Regions from separate parts of the Homo sapiens genome. Here region 2 is linked to region 1. Evidence: chromatin contacts called from ENCODE Hi-C or POLR2A ChIA-PET data. All regions are on one chromosome and are shown on one strand. The core of a region is the stretch at or near the end of the contact, and the rest is flanking DNA. Distances in the headings are between cores, read along the strand shown.

Region 1 (6,291 bases), core at 3,447-5,946:
CCATGTCTGGCTAATTTTTGTATTTTTGGTAGAGATGCGGTTTCACCATGTTGGCCAGGCTGCTCTCGAATTCCTGTCTTCAAGTGATCCACCCACCTCAGCCTCCCAAAGTGCTGGGATTACAAGTGTGAGCCACCGTGCCTGGCCTCTCTTATTATCTTTTTATATTCAACTTTATCCACAGGGATGCCCTTTTTCATTTCTGATATTGGCTGTTAGATATTAGACAGTTTTTTCTTGATCAAAATCAACAGAGGTTTGACATTTTTCCTGGTTTCTTCAAGGACTACTTTCCAGCTTTGTTTAGCTTCTCTTGTATTTCCCACAGGTCCTTTTTAATCAAAGCATAATTTACACATAATAAAATGCACAGATTTTTAAGTGTACAGTTCTCTCAGTTATAATAATTATATACACTGTATAACCAACATGTTTGTATTTTTAGTGGAGACGGGGTTTCACCATGCTGGCCAGGCTGGTCTCGAACTCTTGACCTCAGGGGACCTACCCGCCTCGGCCTGCCAAAGTGCTGGAATCACAGGCGTGAGTCACCATGCCAGGCCTCAATACATTGTTGTTGTTGTTTTTTTAATTTCAAATATGTTTTTTAAAAATAATTTCAAATTAAAAGTGGCAAAAATAGTAAAAGAACTCCCATATCTTTTTCATTCAGATTCCCCAGCTGTTACATTTCATTTGCACACTCCCTCTTTCATTCTAGTTTTACATATATTGTTATCGTAGGTCTTTACTCTGAATGATTTGAGAGCAAGCTGCAGACAAAATGCTCTATTGCCCCTAAATGCTCCACCGTGCACTTCCCCCAGAACGAGGGCACTCGCCTACAGAGTCCAGATGTGACGACCAGCTGGGGGATAACGGGTTCCACCCTTGCAAGTGTGATTGCCCCTCTGCCCTGAGGTCTGGTCTTGTCTTTTCTTTTCTCTTCTCTTCTCTTTTCTTTTCTTTTCGAGACAGGGTCTCACTCTGTTGCCCATGCTGAGTACAGAGGCACGATCACAGCGCACTGGAGTCTCCACTTCCCAGGCTCAAACGATCCTCTCACCTCAGACTCCTAAGTAGCTGGTCCTACAGACACGCACCACCACACCCAGCTAATTTTTTAATTTTTTTGTAGAGACGAGGTCTCACTGTGTTGTCCAGGCTGGTCTTGAACTCCTGGACTCAAGTGATCCCACCTCGGACTCCCAAAATGCTGGGATTACAAGCGTGAGCCACCACCCCTGGCCCAGGTGTACTTTTCTAAAATTATTATTATTCCGGATTTATTTTCTCTTGGAGAATTACTTCTTTCCCCTGTGTATACAGTCTTGACACTCTAGTCAACGAGATGTCCTGTTCCTTACTAGCCAAGGGTGGGTGTGAAGCCAAGCCTGGGCAAGTGAACACACTCTCCCAGAGTTTGTGGATCTTGGACAGAGTGATGCGGAAAACCACATTGTTGGTACAAGGGTGAGCATGATGACTCTGCCCCTTCCTGGGAAGTTGGAACATGTTAGTCACTTACACACTTCTACAAGGGGGTTTGGAAGGAAAGGTGTAGGGGCTTCCTCTAGGTGAACAGGCTCCAGGACAGAGTTGAAATAGAATTTTAAAAAGAGCCCAATTGTGAAGGGGACGGATAGGAATCCAAATGATTTTTCTGCATTTTGGGGGGTAGAAAAATGTTTAAAAAAGAAAAAAAGGGCTGGGCACAGTGGCTCATGCCTATAATCCCAGCACTTTGGGAGGCCAAGGCAGGTGGATTGCTTGAGCTCAAGAGTTCAAGACCAACCTGGGCAACATGGCGAGACTCCCATTTCTGTAAAAAAAAAAAAGAAAAAAGAAAAAAAGCTTTCCAAAGAATAGATGAGAAAAAGGAGGCATGTCAAAGGGACTTATTCAAGTTAAATGTCTAGTAAGAAACAGAACTAGGATTCAAACTTAGATCTGCAGTGTCTCCACATTGCACACTCTCCTGGCTATCCCACCTCACTCCAGTGAGAGCTTAAGAGTCAATGGGCTGAGTAAGGGGTAGGGGGCTTGGCCAGGTTTCAGAAGGAGAGCTGGAGAAAGCCAGCTAGCTATTGGGCATGGCAGAGCCTCCCTGACCAACTCCATGCATTCCCTGGACAGCTGTAGGTTCAGGGCCATCGAAGGGGGAAACAGTAGAGCAGCCGAATACCAGTGACCCCATGTTGGCAGGCAGGGCACCTGGGGAGACTGCCGTGAGCAAGGGCCAGGATTGGAGCCTGTCTCCTGGCCCTGACTCCAGCCTCATCATGCGCCTTTCGGGGACATGATGGGGAAAGAGGGCATACATTTTGTCCCTCTGGATCCCAGAATCATCTTTGCCTGATTGAGGGAGGGGACACTGAGGAAAGAGGAGGCTGTTGGACACAGTAAATATATGAAGCGCCTACTTTATACCAGACACTCTGTTGTGTGATACGTAATGTAACCCTCCCAAGGCTCTACTTCAGAAAGGTTAAGTGATTCGCTCATGATCACAGAGCTAGAAAATGGCAAAACCAGGACCTTGAATCCCAACCCAGTGCTCTTTCCACAGTTCCATGCTGCTTCTCACCATGCAGGGTTTGGGAAACAAGCTTTAGGGGAGGCAGCACTGTAGAGCCATTGAGAGCATGAATGTACGCTAGGCTGCCCAAGTTCAAATCCAGCCCTATTGCTTGCTGGCCACATGACTTTAGGCAAATTATCTAATCTCTTTGTGTTTTATCAGTTGCCTTATCAGCATCCTTTGTAGTGTCAACCTCATAGGGCTGTGTAAGGATTAAATAAAATAACACACTTAAAGCCTTCCACTCAAGGTCTAGAACATGGCAAATACTAGATGAAAGTTAAGCTGTTTCTGTGCTGCAAGCTGGTGCATTGAACATGCCTCTCCCTGGGTGGCTTAAAGGTGATTCTAGGTGGGGAGAGAAATAGGAGCATTGGAGAGAAGACAAGAGAGAGGATGGAACCTTCAGAACCAGCTGCCTTCAACTCGCTTTACAGCTTGTCACTCCAAATAAAAGCAACAGTCACAACATATCCTTACTATGTAGGGTTTTACCCTTTGCAAATGCATTCTCAGACACTCATTTTAGCCTCGTGACAGCCCTGTCTGGTGGGTACTACTATCCCCATTTTGCAATTGAGAAAACTGAAGCTCTGAGATCCCAGGTCCTGCCCCAGTTGGGCACTGGGGTGGGACTCCAGGTGGGTAACAGATTGAGTTGCCCTGACCACCTAGCAGAAGGGGTAGACGTCAGAGGCAGTGAGACCTGCAGGATGACTTTTACCAGTGGTTCTCAAATTTGAGCATGTTTCAGAATCCCCTGGAGGGCCTGTGAAAAACACGAATTGCTGGGCCCCAACCCCAGAGTTTCTGACTCAGAGTCTGGGGTTGGGAGTTGGTCTTGCTGAGAGCCCTCTAACCATTAGCAGCGGCGACATCTTGTGGTGAGGGACAGAATGTACCTTGGGCTCCCTCAGCCCTGATTACCCGCGCGTCCAGGATGATGCCGGACCAGGCTGCACCGCCCAGAGGCCCGACGGCGTCGCTGGGGCAGACCCAGAGACTCTCACACGCCTTGTCCTTGCCCGGAGGGTGCAGGCGCCTGCATGCCTCATTTACCCTAGAGAGAACAGGAAAACCTAAACTTGTTGTGCAGAACCTGCAGCTTCGTGTTAGAATACTATTTCCTCCCCCCACCTCCCTTTTTGTTAGAGACAATATCTCTGTTGTCCAGGCTGGAGTACAGTGGTGCTCTGCTCGCTGTAGCCTCCAACTCCTGGGCTCAAGTGATCCTCTCGCCTTGGCCTCCCAGAGCGCTGGAATTATAAGCATGGCTCATCGCACCCGGCCCAGAATATTTTTTATTCTCATTTTTGTAAATAAGTTTCTTCCCTGGTCTTTCCACCGGAGCCTGTGAATCGCAGCCTCGTGGCACCACCACAGTTGGCTTCTCAAGTCGGGAGGCTGACTCCTTGAACCGGGCGCCTCACTTCACGATTGCTTTCAGCTCAAAGGAGCATTTTACAACAGGAACCATTATCCCTGGTAGCTTGACGTCCAGCCCTGACACGATTTTCTGATTGACTAAAATTAGGGTAATGAGTTATGAGGGCAGAGAATGGAGCTGCGATCCCTGTAGGCGGGGGCAGTACCGCCTCTTATTTCCTCTGCCCAGGTGGTTAAGTTGGTAGATTGGGGTGTAGGTGTCTCTGGAGTTGGGCAGCAATGGGTGGGGTAGTAGAAGGACACCTGGTCTGTGTCCGGGGCTGGGTTCGAATCCCCACTCTGCCTGTGAGCTGAGAGCCCATGGGCACATCACCTGAGCTTTCTGCGTTTATCTGTAAAATGGGCAAGAGGCAATCAGTCATTTATATGAAAGCGGCCTGCAGTGCCTGGCACCGAGGCGGGCACGGATGGGCATTTGGTAAGGCAGGGAGGAGGAGCGCGGCGCCTGGAGGCTCCCGGGGCAGGGGAGAAGGGCATCGAGAACGGGGGCGGCGTGCGGGGTGGGAAGAGGAGAGAGTTCACGGCTTGCTCCTTCCCCTGCCCCCAGCCGCCTCAGCCCAGGCCTGAGTCTCTCCCCGTCTGGGCCTCTGCTTCCTGCAGGCACAGCCAGGGCCAAGACGCGCCCCTGGGCCTCCCTCCCCTTCGACGTCTCCACCCGGTATGGAACATTAATCATTAACCGTCCTGTGGCCAGGCCCAGCGGGGCGCCCGCTTCAGCTCTCCCGGTGCCACCTAGCTGAGTCACCGCGGTCTGGGCAGCTCCCCGCAGCCAGGACCTCCCTCCGGGCCGAGGGTCGCGGGGTTCGAGCCGCGGCGAGGTCTTGGGCTTCCCAGGGGCCGCTCCTCGGTGCGCCGCCGCCCACAATCAGCAGGGGGCGCCCGTCCCGACCGCGGGAAGCCGGCGGGGCCACCGAGCGGCGGGCTGGCCTGGCGGGGCGGTGTCAGGGCGGCAAGGCGGCGCCTCCCCAAAGCCGTAAACCTTCCCGCCCGGCTGACTACGCCGGCCCAGCCACGCACGCGCACCCCGCATGCCCCGTGGCCTGTGAGGTTATTCAAGAAGCCAAGGTCGGGAGTGGGGAAGGTCAGCCTCTAGCCCGGCACTGTCTGGAAAAGATCGAACCAATTAATTGACTGTAAGAAGCATGTAACCAATACAATGGAAGGCATTGCTACCCTTCCTCCACCAGGTTCAGGACCTCATGCCCAAGGAACGGCGCGCAGGAATTGGTAGTAGGTTGTGGAGGGTCAGGGGCTCTCCCAGCATCCTGAGGCTGTCTCCTGTGAAGGCCACTCCAGAGGTTAAAGCTTTCCCGGGTGCCAGGAGAGCTCTCCTAATTCAGCCGTAGGGATCACCAGTAAAGATGCTCAAAAATCCCAGCATCTCCCACTTGCAACCCACAGGGGATTCTATTCTACTCTCTCTAATTCCCCATGGCCACATAGTTGAGGTCACTTAACAATTTTTTTTAAAGACGGAGTTTCGCTCTTGTTGCCCAGGCTGGAGTGCAACGGCGCTATCTCGGCTCACCGCAGCCTCCGCCTCCCGGGTTCCAGCGATTCTCCTGCCTCAGCCTCCCCAGTGGCTGGGATTACAGGCATGCACCACCACGCCTGGCTAATTTCGTATTTTTTGTATAGATGGGGTTTCTCCATGTTGGTCAGGCTGGTCTTGAACTCCCGACCTCAGGTGATCCGCCCTCCTCAGCCTCCCAAAATGCTGGGATTACAGGCATGAGCCACCGTGACCGGCCGGTCACTTAACATTTAACCTAACACCCACCTGCCAGCAGGTCAAAGGTTATTGCCTATGACTGGCCAGGTTTCACTTCGGCTGCCGTGGTGCTCCTGATGTGACTGCACTGGGCAGACGGACCTGAAGTACTGTCCCTGTATTAAGTGGAGTGGCCCCGGGAATGAAGCCATAACAGCAGCCAGAGACAGCAGCCCAGATTGGCTGTCTTGACAGCCCAGAGCCAGTGTGGTCAAATCTGCCCCCATGATGCCTGTGTCCTTGCTATTCCCGCCCCAGTCATCCCCCTCTGAACCCCAAGGAGTAGCTGTGAGGGTGCAGGTGGGTGAAAGAGACAGGCAGTGGACATTAGTGCAAGAACTAGGGTCATGGGTTCTGAGTCCAGCTGGTCACTGCATACCTACGTGATGACACATAATTTCTCTGAGTCTCAGTTTCCCCAGCTGTAAACAGCACTAATAGGAACTGTGTGGACTACCTCAAAGGGTTGGTAAAGGGTTCAAATTAGATAACG
Region 2 (5,952 bases), core at 1,258-3,757, 36 kb after region 1:
CCTACCAGTAAGAACAACAAGTCCATTTCTACTAACCTAATAAGTCAAGCCAAGGTGGAAATACCTTTCAAGGGCCTCTCCCTTCCCAACTCAGCTGGACTTTCATTGCAGAAGGAAGCAAAGTTAAATTTGGGTTTGCTGTCAAGATGCACTTAACTATTTAGTTTTGCCAAGGAAGGGGGTGGGGGGATCACAGCTGGCAAGGCAGAATGTTCCATTCCCAGGCACTCAGGGGTTCAGAATTCTTTCCTACCATCTCACGTGCTGGCTTGTAGGATTCCTGCCAGCTGCTGACCTCCCGGGACCTGCTCCGGAGGCCTTGCCAGGCACGTACCACCTCATGAGACTGCAGGTCCTTGAGGAGGACACCAGGGCCTGCTTGGGCTTGCTCTGTCACCAACTACAGTTTACAGGGTAATCCCACATGGGGCATCCTCCAAGTACAGGGATACCGGTAACAAAGGAGACCAGATAGGAGGGAGCTCCCAGAAGCTCACAGTCCAGACAGGATCATCAGCGGTTCAGACAGAAGCCAGTCTCTCTCTGGCCCCTCCATCTCCACTCCCAGCCCAGCAGTTATGTCCATCCAGCCTTTCCATTCTCTCCTGGCCCAAGAAAAGTTTCTCTTTTCCCAGTTCCTACTCATGAAAACCTAAATATAGTGAACTTGATTCATTGGCTGATAGATTCACCTGTAGGGAGAAAAATTTTTGTTCATTTTTGGGGAATGGAAAGAAGGGGAAGACAGGGCAGAAACAGCATTTTGAGTTCCTTCTATCCTATGTTAGTTATCCTGGTGTTTGGAAGGTACCCCAATACCTGAGCTTGCAACTGGAAGGACTTGGGTTTGAATCCCAACTTGCCTTGTGTTGACTGTTTAGCTCTGGGCAAGCTGTTTAGCATCCCCAGGCCTCTGTAGCTAGAACTGTAAAGCGGGGACAAGGATTCCTTCCTTCAAGGGCTTCTGCAAAGACTAAGGTGACTGCAAAAGTAATTGCGGTGTTCTTATTATTGGAATTTGCTGTTTGATTTTGGAATACATTCTTATATAAATGTGGTTATGTTATACATCCTTTTAATGGGAATTTCTTGCTTTTTTTTTGCTAATGACATATTACTTGCTGTTTATTTTGTGTTTATTTTAGACTATGGAAATGATATTAGACAAAAAGCAAATTTGAGTAATTTTCTTATTCGAATTCAAAATAAGTCATAGAGCAACGGAGACAACTCACAACATCAACAACACATTTGGCCCAGGAGCTGCTAACGAACGAATGTACAATGCAGTGGTGGTTCAAGAAGTTTCACAAAGGAGACGAGAAGCTTGAAGATGAGAAAGTAGGGGCTGGCCTTCAGAAGCTGACAATGACCAATTAAGAGCAATCATCGAAGCTGATCCTCTTACAACTACACGAGAAGTTGCCCAAGAACTCAACTTCGATCATTCTACAGTCGTTTGGCATTTGAAGCAAATTGGAAAGGTGAAAAAGCTTGATAAGTGGGTGCCTCATGAGCTGAGCGAAAATAAAAAAATCGTCATTTTGAAGCGTCATCTTCTCTTATTCTGTGCAACAACAAGGAACTGTTTCTCGATTGGATTGTGATGTGTGAGGAAAAGTGGATTTTATACAACTGGTGACGACTGGCTCAGTGGGTGGACTGAGAAGAAGCTCCAAAACACTTCCCAAAGACAAACTTGTGCCAAAAAAAGGTCATGGATTTTTAGTGGTCTGCTGCTGGTCTGACCCACTATAGCTTTTGAATCCCAGTGAAACCATCACATCTGAGAAGTATGCTCAGCACATCGATGAGATACACCGAAAACTGCAATGCCTGCAGCCAGCATTGGTCAACAGAAAGGGCCCAATTCTTTCACAACAATGCCCGATCGCACGTCGCACAACCAACTCCTCAAAAGTTGAACAAATAGGGCTATGAAGTTTTGCCTCATCCACCAGATTCACCTGACTTCTTGCTAACCGACTACTACTTCTTCAAGCATCTTGACAACTTTTTGCAGGGAAAATGCTTCCACAACCAGTAGGATGCAGAAAATGCTTTCTGAGAAGTCCGTCGAATCCTGAAGCATGGATTTTTATGCTACAAGAATAAACAAACTTATTTCTTGTTAGCAAAAATGTGTTGCTTCTAATGGTTTCTATTTTGATTAATAAAGATGTGTTTGAGCCTAGTTATGATTTAAAATTCACGGCCCAAATTCACAATTTACTTTTGCACCAACCTTAATAAATAAGATGCAGGCAAACTTAACCCTTACAATCTCAGTAGTAAACTGTTAACAGTACAAAATTCCTTTCCCTTCCTCAAAATGTGGATATTGTGATCTGTATTTTAACAGATGAAGAAACTGAACTATTCCAGCCTGGGCAATATGGCAAAATCCTGTCTCTACAAAAAAATACAAAAATTAGCTGGGCATGGTGGCACATGCCTGTAGTCCCAGCTACTCGGGAGACTGAGGCGGGAGGATTGCTTGAGCAGGGGAGGCAAAGGTTGCAGTGAGCCAAGATTGCAACACTGCATTCCAGCTTGGGTGACGGAGCAAAACCCTGTCTCAGAAAAAGAAACGTAACTACAAAGAGATTAAATCATATTATGCCAACAGAGGAAATGTCTAAGAGATGTTGCAAGCCTGAAAGCTGAGCCCTGGCGGAAGGGTGAGTCTCCAGCGATGTCTAGGAATTTGGAGTTTGTCGAGGTGGGTCTTCACTCTTGGTAACCCTTGGGCCATTCAGCTTGGTTACTTGCAACCCTAGTTACAAGCAGGTTAGACCTCTCTATGCCAACAAGTTTGTGCCCATTCCTCTGCTAGATATCATAGGAGGATTTAAAAAGGAGTCCCAAACAGTCCCAGGCTGGCTGGCCCCCAGGCCGGGCAAACCAGACCGGCCGATCACTTTAGTTCTCATATTCACAGAATTTACAATCTTACTGGAAAACAAGACTGACACTCGTTGCTCAGAGAGGACCACTGAATGGGGCTTCTGGAAAAGGAACTAATACTTAAGTGCTGTTTACAAATCTTGGGCTGAGTGCCATTTCAGGATGACCCACTGAACACAAGCTACAGCTTTCTCTTTTGGCTCAAGTCCTTCAAATCACAGTAGGGAGAAACACATTTTTAGTGTCAGAATTTATTGAGGCATAACTTACCTATAAAAATTCATTCCTTTTATAAGCTTATGGCTTTTGACAAACGCATACAGTTATATAATCCCCATAATAGAGATAAAACATTTCCATCACACCCGCAAGTTCTCTCCTGTCCCTTTGCAGTCAATTCCCTCCCCGCAGCTCCCAGCCACTGGCAACCACAAATCTGATTTCTGTCCTTACAGTTTTGCCTTTTCCAAAATGCCGTTTGGCAGGATTTATATAAGGGAACTTTTTGAGTCTGGCTTCTTTTACTTAGCATAATGCTTTTGAGATTCACCTATGTTGTGTATATCTGAAGCTTTTTTTTTTTCTAAGTTGTGTTCCATTGTATCAAAGTGTGATGATTGTTGCCAGGTGCAGTGGCTCACTCCTATAATCCCAGCATTTTGGGAGGCTGAGGTAGGAGGATCACCTTGAGGCTAGGAGTTGGAGGCCAGCCTGGGCAACATAGACTTCCTCTCTACAAAAATAAAAGTATGTATATATATACATATTTTTTTAAAGTTGTCATGATTTGTTTATCCATTCACCAATTGATGGGCATGGGGATTGTTTCTAGTTTCTGGTGATTATAAATACAATAACTACAAATATTCACAAACAGATCTTTGTGTGGACATAAGTTTTCATTTCTCCTGTGTAAATGCCTAAGAGCAGGATTGCTGGTTTATAAGGTAAGCATATATTGAACTTTGTTAAAAATTGCCAAATTTATTTTCAAAGAGGCTGTACAATTTTGCGTTCTCATCAGTAATGAATGAGAGTTCCAGTTGCCCTAGCTCCTCACCAGCACCTTTTAATTTTGGTCATTCCAGTGGATGGGTAGTGGTATCTCATTCTGGTTTTAATTTGCATTTCCCTAAAGCTAATGATGGCCAGGTGCATTGGTACATGCCTGTAATCCCAGCATTTTGGGAAGCAAAGGCAGGAAGATCGCTTGAGCCTGGGAGTTTCAGACCAGCCTGGGCAACATAGGGAGACCCCATCTCTACAAAAAAATTAAAATGGAAGAATTGGCTGGGACCACAAGCATGCATGGTGGTGCACACCTATGGTCCCAGTTACTTGGGGTCCCAGGCTAAGGTGGGAGGATTGCTTGAGCCTGGAAGGTCAAGGCTTCAGTAGGTTGTGATTGCACCACTGCACTCTAGCCTGGGTGACAGAGTGAGACTCTGGGTGGGGGGGAAATAAAGAAGAATGATGTTGAACAGCTTTTCATGTGCTTATTTGTCATGCATACCCTTTATTTGAGGAAGAGTCTGTTTAAATATTTTCCTCACTTAAAAAAATGAATTATTTAAGGCTAGATGTGGTGGCTCAAGCCTGTAATCTCAGCTCTTTGTGAGGCCGAGCCAAGGCAGAAGGATGGCTTGAGACCAGGAGTTCAAGACCAGCCTGGGCAACATAGTGAGATCCCGTCTCTCCAAAAATTTAAAAATTAGCCAGGCATGGTGGCTCATGCCTGTGGTCTCAGCTACTTGGGAGGCTGAGGCAGGAGCCTTGAACTCAGAGGTTCAAGGCTGCAGTGAACTCTGATCATGCCACTGTATTCCACCCTGGGCAACAGGGCGAGATCCTGTCTCTTAAAAGAAAAGAAATTGAATCTTTGGTTCTAGTTATTATATTTGAAGAGTTTTTTTTAACATATTCTTCCAAGTCCTTTATCAGATATGTGTTTTGCAAATATCTCTTCCTAGTGTATAGATTATCTTTTCATTTTCTTGACAAGTGTCTTCTGAAGAACAGATCTGCATTTTAATGAAGCCAAATTTATCCATTTTTTTCTTTTGTGGTTCATGCTTTTGTAAGAAATCTTTGCTTAATCTAAGATACTAGAGATACTGTGTTTTCTTGCAAATGTTTCATAGTTTTAGCTTTAGCATTTGAAAATACAACTCAAAAATAAAATAAATCTGCAATCAAGCTCAAAACAAAAGAGAAACCCCTACTGGGTCAGAAATTGTATGAGATCCCTGAAGGGCAGAAAGCATATGGGATTGGAAAGAAGGTTACTGTTCTCACAAGAAGGTGGGATCAAAAAGGCTCCACCCTGGAGGAAGTAGAGTAGGTAGAGTGTGAGAGAGCCGGGGGCTTGAACCTCCACAGACCCTCTCAGCTACTCCTCCCTCTCTGCTCATCTCCATCTAGACACATGGTAGTAAATTACAGAACACCAAAGAGAAAATTCTATATCCTTCCCTGGAGGTAAAAAACTATTATCTATAAAGGAAAGAAAGGCAGATTGAGATGAGCTCTCATCAGCTATGTTAGATGTAAGAAGACAAACACAGAGCTGGGCTACTGAAAGAGGCTGAGGTGGGAGGATCACTTGAGCTCACGAATGTGAGCCTGTAGTGTGCCTGTGACTAGCCACTACACTCCAGCCTGGGCAACACAGTGAATTCTCTAAAAAAAAAAATTTTTTTTTTTTGAAGCAGAGTCTCACTCTGTCACCCAGGCTGGAATGCAGTGGTGTGATCTCAGCTCACTGCAACTTCTGCCTCCTGCGTTCAAGTGATTCTTGTGCCTCAGCCTCCAGAATAGCTAGGATTACAGGTGCGCACCACCATGTCCAGCTAATTTGTGTATTTTTACTAGAGACATGGTTTCACCATGTTGGCCAGGCTGGTCTCGAACTCCTGACCTCAGGTGATCCGCCTGCCTTGGCCTCTCAAAGTGCTGGGATTACAGGCGTGAGCCACCTGCATCCGGCCAAAAAAAATTTTTTTAAGAAAGACAAACAATACCTCTTCAGACATTAAGGGGAAATAA

The links. Hi-C counts contacts between places; a loop is a spot of excess contacts on that map. ChIA-PET counts read pairs that join two places held with the same protein, here RNA polymerase II (POLR2A). Pooled maps may share reads with other maps.
Region 2: a map of ascending aorta shows a loop between it and region 1 (9-fold over the local background). The contact joins two enhancer-like sites. A Hi-C loop is called at or near these places in 8 of 168 maps with a recorded cell type or tissue (Caco-2, Calu3, HepG2 and 5 more), 15 of 37 single-sample maps with no recorded cell type and 18 of 50 pooled maps. POLR2A ChIA-PET finds 5 or more read pairs at or near these places in 6 of 52 experiments (A549, AG04450, K562 and 3 more).

Annotation. Positions count from the first base shown.
Region 1 is chr1:211,510,700-211,516,990 of GRCh38, forward strand. No RefSeq gene overlaps it. Among named protein-coding and RNA genes, the nearest start is that of RD3, 22 kb to the left of the region's middle. RefSeq lists silencers at 3,527-3,616, 4,629-4,988. Within about 2 kb of position 4,697, at least 13 of the 41 ENCODE cell types and tissues checked have a DNase peak (open chromatin) inside an H3K27ac peak, as active enhancers do; they include ascending aorta, where a contact is called at or near this core.
Region 2 is chr1:211,549,209-211,555,160 of GRCh38, forward strand. No RefSeq gene overlaps it. Among named protein-coding and RNA genes, the nearest start is that of SLC30A1, 27 kb to the right of the region's middle. Within about 2 kb of position 2,508, at least 3 of the 41 ENCODE cell types and tissues checked have a DNase peak (open chromatin) inside an H3K27ac peak, as active enhancers do; they include ascending aorta, where a contact is called at or near this core.